Regions from separate parts of the Homo sapiens genome. Here all the other regions are linked to region 1. The links are chromatin contacts, found by Hi-C or POLR2A ChIA-PET in ENCODE. All regions are on one chromosome and are shown on one strand. Each heading gives the region's core, a stretch centred on a gene start or an enhancer-like site at or near the end of the contact. The rest is flanking DNA. Distances are from core to core; before and after follow the strand shown. Region 1 overlaps DENND4A (DENN domain containing 4A). Region 2 holds the start of INTS14 (integrator complex subunit 14). Region 3 overlaps DENND4A (DENN domain containing 4A).

Region 1 (2,516 bases), core at 7-2,506:
TCACCATGTAATGATTTTTTTTTCCCTTTTCCACATGGCAACAGATGGAGCTAACAGACTGTTACTTTTATTTTTAAGGACGTTATACCAAGGTCTGTGTGCCTTTTCCCCAGAAGATAGTCCACATGTGACAAAAAGGGACAACAGAGGTTTACAAGCTTCTGCTAAAAGTTTCTCTCAGTCTAGAAATCATGCTAACTTATTGCTTATTTTAAACACATACTGGATAAAAATTTGCCCCTCAGAGAGCCAAATGGGGTATGAATTATAACAATGTCACTAAGATCCTATTTTTCTGCTTTGGGGAGGTGACGGACCTAAGAACATCTTTCCTCTCTGAAACAGTACCACAGTGGTACCCATGAAGGCTTGTTGGAGTTGAGTCAAGTGCATGAGCAAGTGAGCTTCTCTAGCTTGGAGGTCCGGAATTTTTTAGACATTCAAGGAAATCCCACCTTTGGCAGAGGGCTAGAGTAATATCTGACTACAGTCTGGGCTTGTATTAGGTAGGGAATAAAGGGATGGTAACAAGGATCTGAATAATCCTTTTTGGTATCCTCTGTTTCACCATAGTTAAAAGGCCTAGCTCAAATAACACTATTCATGATTTTGGTTAAGTTCTGGCATCTTTCTCAAGTGGCTAGAATGACTATCCCAATGCCATTTAATAGTCTACCTTTCCTAACATTTTATTTTTTATATATATGTGTGTGTGTGTATATATATATATATATATATATTTTTTTTTTTTTATTTTTTTTTTTGGTTAGACGGAGTTTCACTCTTGTTGCGCAGGCTGGAGTGCAGTGGCACAATCTCGGCTCACTGCTGCCTCCGCCTCCTGGGTTCAAGTGATTCTCCTGCCTCAGGCGCCTGAGTAGCTGGGACTACAGGCATGCGCCACCACGCCTGGCTAATTTTGTATTTTTAGTAGAGATGGGGTTTCACCATATTGGCCAGGCTTGCCTCGAACTCCTGACCTCAGATGATCTGCCCGCCTTGGCCTCCTACAGTGTTGGGATTACAGGCGTGAACCACTGCACCTGGCTGATTTTATTATATATTATATTCCCATAGATATTTATGTTTATTTCTAGACTCCCTATTCTGTACCATTGATTTTTCCAGCTCTGCCCCTGGTAGCATTACCCTGATGTAATTACAGTAGCTTCTAGAAAAGAATCACCTTCTGTTGATTCTTTTTTTATCAGATAAGGTCTTGCTCTACAGCCCAAGCTGGCATGCAGCTGCACCGTCATGGCTCACTGCAGCCTCGACTGCCCAGGCTCACATGATACTTTCACCTCAGCCTCCCAAGTAGCTGGGACTACAGCCATGTGCCACCACATCTGGCTAACTTTTTTTTTTTTTTGGTAGAAATGGGGTTTCACCATGTTGCCCAGGCTGGTCTCAAACTCCTGGCCTCAAGCGATCCACCCACCTTGGCCTCCCAAAGTGCTGGGATTACAGACATGAGCTACCGCACCCGGCTCCTTTCAATTAAATAATTTTTCCTGACTAGTCCTTTTCTTGTCAGATTAACTTTTAAAAATTGAAATATAATCCATATACCATACAATTCACTAACTTAAAGTGTACAATTTAGTGTTTTTTTGGTATATTCACAAGATTGTACAACTATCACCACTGCCTAATTCCAGAACATTTTCATCTCACCAAAAAGAAACCTTATACCAGTTAGCAGTCACTCCCTATTCACCCCACCTCTTGGTCCTTAGCAACAACTAATCTACCTTTATATAATTACAGATTTAATATTACTAATAAAGTATAACTACTAATATAAAAATACTTTGAAAACTATTCCATGATATATAAATATTACATATTAGATATAAAGCTAAATTACCTATATCAATGTTTTCTCTTCCCAGTGCCACAAGTGAGAGAAATAGTATTTCTCTGTATAAACTCCTAGGGAGAAAAAGTCATGGAGAAAATATTAGTATCCATATAGTCCATATGTTCCCTATAAAAAATTTAATGCTATCATAAGCATGAGATATTCTAACAAATTACTAAGCAAACAATATGAATCTGCCTAGGAGAACAATATATTCGTCTAAGAGAAGGACTTACCTCTGTCTTTTAAAATGTGGACACTTATTCAGTGTCTCTAAAATCTGACTCATTGGTCCATAGACATCATTCATTTTAATGCTTTTTACCATACTTTTCAACAGTTCCTGGTTAAATGAGTTATCACTTTTTTGCAATAAATGGACCATTGGATATTTTTGGGCTGTAAACGAACAAAAGAACAGATGAAGGAAAATGTTCTGTGTAGAAAGGAGAAAGAAATTAAGCAGCAACTGACAGATATTAAGTTACAAAGCACTAAAAATAAATTAAGGGCAATAGATAAAGAAATAGGAATCCAAGAATGAAGAAAGCAAAAAATAAGACAAATAATGACAAAAAAAGGTCTAAAGCTTTCTGTGGTCTTAAATAGACAATAACTAAGAATATTGTTTCCCTTAATACAGCCTCTGATG
Region 2 (2,516 bases), core at 11-2,510, 53 kb before region 1:
GTGATGACAGCTGGCAGTCTTGCCTTCTCTGAAGACACCTCTGGAGCTGGCTCTTTCTCCCAAGTGATGCATTTGTGTCGACTCCCAAATGCACCTCATTAACAGTTACAAAGTCGTGGGAGATCAATTTAGTACTCAGGTTGGAGTAAAGGAGGGAACTGAAAGTTCCTGAAGGATAGTTCACTCAAGCAGTATAGGCCTGATTAAAAAAAAAAAAGGCCAGGCACGCCTTTAATCCCAGCACTTTGGGAGGCTGAGGCGGGCAGATCACCCGAGGTCAGGAGTTCGAGACCAGTCTGACCAACATGGTGAAACCCCATCTCTACTAAAAATACAAAAATTAGCCAGATGTGGTGGCGTGCGCCTGTGGTTCTAGTACTTGGGAGGCTGAAATAGGAGAATTGCTTGAACCCAGGAGGCAGAGGTTGCAGTGAGCCGAGATCGCGCCACTGCTCTTCAGCCTGGGCGACAGAGCGAGACTCCGTCTTGGGTGGGGGGGAATCCCTGCCCACCACAGTCTACCAATTTTGTGAGCACAACACTATGTATTCCTCACTTGGGTGGATTCTGAGCCCCCAAGTCTCCCACCCCCACCCCCTTCCCACGTGTACTGTTCAAACAACTAGGGCTCTTCTTTCTCAGGAACAGTCTGAGAAATAGGCCCTAGCCACCTATTTGGCCTTGAATACCAAGTGTCCATCAGCTAGACGTTTGTAATTCTTCCCTGAAGGTGATAATTAGCTCATTCATAAAGAACTGATTCTCAGCAGTCTCGCTCTCAAAGCAGGATTCTACCTGAATTTCTAGTGCCTCACCTGCTCTTTGGCTTTCCCGTCAGCCTCCGGGAGTCCCTCCCCAGTTCTCAGATATAATTTCATCTCTAAAAGTCCAGACTGAAAATCACATCTGGGAGATGTATTTTTACCTTAAAAATCAGTCAAGAAAATGTGGGATCTGGAAGTCTCTCTTGGAAAGAGGGGGCAGAGGGGAGCTGAGCAGAGGGCGAAATCGTGCAGTTTACGCGGAGCTGGGGACCCCGAGCCTCAGAGCGAGGGGAGGCCGGGAGCAGCGCCCCGGAACTGGCGCCTCACAGACAGCGCGGGGCGGCCGCCACGGTGGCGGGAAGGCCAAGCGCTGGCCCTGGGTTGTTCTTCACCCATAACCCCTTCACCTGTAACCCCAACAAGCAGCGAAAGGCAGTCCCGGGCCCTCGGCCTCCCCACTCACCCCGTGCCCATCGCCGGACACAGTCCGTCGGCATAAACTTTCCGTCGGCATAAACTTTCCGTCCGCGCGCCACAGCCGGAACTATAAGGCCGCGCGACAGAAGGGAATCCGGCGCCTGCACTCCGCGCTGGGCGGGGCGGTCCTTGGAGAGCTTCAGGGTCGCCCGGGCAGGGTTCTGGCTCATCCCGGAGGGACGCTAGGGGGCGCGGCCTCTCTTCGCGATGGCCAATCCGCGGCCACCCCTCTCCTCCCACAAATCCCCAACTTCTCTCGAGCCTTGGCTGGGTTTCCTGCCGTGTCTCTCTGCATTGCCCTGAATCTCTCCCCATTCTCGGGCTCTTTCCTTCCCCTTCTGCCCCACTGACCCATGGGCCTCACCTGGCCCGGTGACTCTGTGTCCGCTTCACACTTTTGTCCCCTCACTCCCCTGGGCCCCGTCGGTGCACGAGCCCAACCCTTCCTGCTATTTTCCTCGTCACTCTTTAGCCCCCTCTCTCGTATCCTCTGAACCGGTTGACAGAATCCTCTTCCTGTTCTTTTTAAACTGCAATTCCTGAACTACAAATCCTGGCCGGGCGTGGTGGTTCAGGCCTGTAATCCCAGCACTTTGGGAGGCCAAGGTGGGCGGATCGCTTCAGGTCAGGAGTTTGAGACCAGCCTGGGAAACATGGTGAAACCCCGCTCTCTACTAAAATACAAAAATTAGCCGGGCATGGTAACGAGTGCCTGTAATCCCAGCTACTTGGGAGGCTAACGCACGAGAATCTTGGGGGGAAAAACCCCAAAACTGTAATTCCTGGCTGAGGTATGCTTTGTATATCCTTCTTAGCTGACCTGAGCCCAATTTACCTCAAGACTTGGCCTCTTGGTCTCCTCAGCCCAAATGCTCACTTTATTTCCCCTATCCCCTCTTTGAGGGAAGCAGAGGGCCCTCGTTCCTCTCACCCTGGACAAGGCATGCGTGCTCAGATTTCCCTGTAAGGCAACATGGGCTCTTGCCTGCCACTCTGGCCACCTGGTGTCTCCATTGTAGTCTGTGCCTCAGTGAGGTCCTTAAGAGGGCAAGAGGTGACTTTCTTTCTAACCATGTAGGGAGCCAGGGAATCCCAGCTAGAGATAGGCTTAGATGGATGCCAGCAGGCCCCTGGGTAGTTACGGTTCAAAGAACAATGTGGAACCACATAGGTTACAAAGTGAGTACAGAAAGGCCTCTAGAAGGCCTCAGGCATTTGCCTTTTTCTTTTAGCTGATAGGATGGGGCGAGATTAGGAGATGGGACGAGGAAGGAG
Region 3 (2,516 bases), core at 13-2,512, 42 kb after region 1:
GCACCTGCAACCATGCCTAGCTAATTTTTGTATTTTTAGCAGAGACAGGGTTTTCACCATGTTGGCCAGGTTGGTCTCGAACTCCTGACCTCAAGTGATCCGCCCACCTCAGCCTCCCAAAGTGCTGGGATTACAGGCATAAGCCACCGCGTCTGGCCAAATTTTCTTAGAGTTAAAGGACTAAATCTAAAAATAAAATTTAAATTAAAAAGTTAAAACCAAACCACAGAAACACAAAACTCGAAGTGACACATACCAAAAGACAAATAAGCATAAAGTACAAAAGAGATTAAAAAATGAGAACTTGTTTAGAAAGACAAAGAGAGGAAGAGAGAAATTAAGAGAAATATTTTAAATATCTTTGACAGAAGACATTTAAAAAGTGATACAAACATCATCATCACTGGATGAAAAGAGTAGAAATCAAGTGGTCTCTGATTAATCAACATTCATAAACATCTATCACACCACTTTTTCATCTGTAAAAGGAAGAATTTAATCCAAGTCATAAACAAAGATGTCATTGAAAAATCCTTTTTCAATGAAAATAACAAACCATGATTCAATGGGTGATAGATGTGAAATGGTTTTTAGAATCTTTAAACAAAGTAAGAAAATATTATTGGAGAATTAAGAAATCTTTTAAACTCTAAAAGAAACTACAATTTTAAGTAAAAATAAATGCATATTGGGAACTAAATAATGCATTCACCTCTATCATAGCCCTTATTTTACTGTGCTCAGGACTTTTCTCTCTTCTTCACTAGACTTGAAGGCAGGGACAATATATCGTTTAAGTCTGTATACTTAGCACAGTGTCTAACCAAATTCCCTAAATTAACAATGATCAATTCTAATAATTCTGAATTTCCATGACTTAAAACTCATGAAAAAAATTAGTAACTTAAAAAATTATATCGTACAAATCAAGGCCACGAAGATTGGCTCTAAATTAGATTTAATCTTTTTGTAAACCAAGGCTATATTAATCAATCTGTGTATGAGATGAAAAGAGGAATTGAAAGTGAGGAAACCAGCTTTAACGAAAAAAAAATCAAAATTCTAGTGCTGCATTTGGTGTGGGGAGTCTAACTGAATGTAATCAACATTTACAAGGAGAGATACTTATGCAGACATCATTAGAGAGCTTCCCAAGTCTATATTATGCAAAATTATATATGTTTTCTTTTTATACCTCAAAGCTTAATAATGGATGTGGGATAAGCTTGCTTACCACCTAAAAATTAGGGATCTGTAAAGTTTGGATTTTTGAAAATACCACAGTCCTTAGAAAGCTACGTCACAGATGATGGATTGCTTCTCTCTTTCAATCTCAAACATTCTGCCTCTTGAATACCTGTACTGTAAAGGGGGTTCTTCACCATTGGGTAGGTGGGGGATCTCAGGTGGTGTTACAAAAACAGTGTGTTCACTTTTGAAAGATTCATCCAGTTCTATAAGTCGTACTTCACCGCTCTTGTCCATATCCACCTAAAGGAGTTTTAAAAACATATATTAAAAAAGCCACATTGGTTAGCCAAGTGTTCATATAAAGGGAAGTGGTTAAATAAACCATCTGCACAATGGATACTAAACAGCTATTAAAAAAGAAGAGTGAGCAAGTTCTCTATGAGTGCCAAAATAATTAAGTGAAAATAGCAAAGTGCAAACTGTAAATAGTATATTACCTTTTGAATAAGAAAAGGGGAAAATAACACACACACACACACACACACACACACACACACACACACACACACACATATATATATATATTTTTTTTTGAGACAGTCTTGCTCTATCGCCAGGATGGAGTGCAGTGGCACGATCTCAGCTCACTGCAACCTCTGCCTCCCGGTTCAAGTGATTCTCCTGCCTCAGCCTCCCAAGTAGCTGGGACTACAGGCGTGTGCCACCATGCCCAGCTAATTTTTGTATTTTTAGTAGAGACGGGGTTTCACCATGTTGGCCAGGACGGTCTCGATCTCTTGACCTTGTGATCTGCCCGCCTTGGCCTCCCAAAGTGCTGGGATTACAGGCGTGAGCCACAGCGCCCGGCCTTTCATTTTTGCTTATATTTACATAAAGAAATACTAGAAGGATACTAAGAAAAGTACCTATATGAGGAAGAGGAAAGGAATAGGGTAGACAAGGATGGAATAGGACCCAGATGAATACATACCTTTTTATATTTGAATATACCTTTTTATATGCAAATGTTTTGCATTTGAATCATGAGACTGTAATCAAGAAATAATATTTTTTAAATCCACGTACATGTGTGTCTGTGTGATAAGAATAGTGAATTCTATATATTTTTAAAATTTATACTAAATATAACAAATTTCCCTAAGCTCTTTCAGCATATGTAGACGTATATTTGAGTTAAACTCTAGTCACATCAATATCGAAAGCACTTTGGTAGTACTATTTCCACTAGATACTCGATAGCAAGGTAATATCCAGAAAAAATGAAAACTTCATAGAACCTAAACTGCCCCACAAGAGCTCATAAA

Evidence for each region. Hi-C counts contacts between places; a loop is a spot of excess contacts on that map. ChIA-PET counts read pairs that join two places held with the same protein, here RNA polymerase II (POLR2A). Pooled maps may share reads with other maps.
Region 2: a loop to region 1 is called in a pooled map, with 2.2 times the contacts of the local background. The contact joins the promoter of INTS14 here to the enhancer-like site in region 1. A Hi-C loop is called at or near these places in 1 of 168 maps with a recorded cell type or tissue (mammary epithelial cell) and 3 of 50 pooled maps. POLR2A ChIA-PET finds 5 or more read pairs at or near these places in 6 of 52 experiments (AG04450, Caco-2, GM12878 and 3 more).
Region 3: a map of OCI-LY7 shows a loop between it and region 1 (8-fold over the local background). The contact joins two enhancer-like sites. A Hi-C loop is called at or near these places in 4 of 168 maps with a recorded cell type or tissue (B cell, CD8-positive, alpha-beta T cell, OCI-LY7 and 1 more) and 6 of 50 pooled maps. POLR2A ChIA-PET finds 5 or more read pairs at or near these places in 7 of 52 experiments (CD8-positive, alpha-beta memory T cell, IMR-90, OCI-LY7 and 4 more).

The regions. Positions count from the first base shown.
Region 1 is chr15:65,662,460-65,664,975 of GRCh38, forward strand. DENND4A (DENN domain containing 4A) reads right to left here. Exons shown (of 33, transcript NM_001320835.1): 31 at 2,101-2,263; 32 at 1,871-1,935. Among named protein-coding and RNA genes, the nearest start is that of SNORD13E, 33 kb to the right of the region's middle. Within about 2 kb of position 1,257, at least 2 of the 41 ENCODE cell types and tissues checked have a DNase peak (open chromatin) inside an H3K27ac peak, as active enhancers do; they include B cell and OCI-LY7, where a contact is called at or near this core.
Region 2 is chr15:65,609,871-65,612,386 of GRCh38, forward strand. It overlaps INTS14 (integrator complex subunit 14), which reads right to left and starts at 1,261. Exons shown (of 12, transcript NM_001394796.1): 1 at 1,228-1,261. It also overlaps a transcript of SLC24A1 not described here. RefSeq lists an enhancer at 1,179-1,338.
Region 3 is chr15:65,704,734-65,707,249 of GRCh38, forward strand. It overlaps DENND4A (DENN domain containing 4A), which reads right to left. Exons shown (of 33, transcript NM_001320835.1): 15 at 1,358-1,491. Among named protein-coding and RNA genes, the nearest start is that of SNORD13E, 9.1 kb to the left of the region's middle. Within about 2 kb of position 1,263, at least 2 of the 41 ENCODE cell types and tissues checked have a DNase peak (open chromatin) inside an H3K27ac peak, as active enhancers do; they include B cell and OCI-LY7, where a contact is called at or near this core.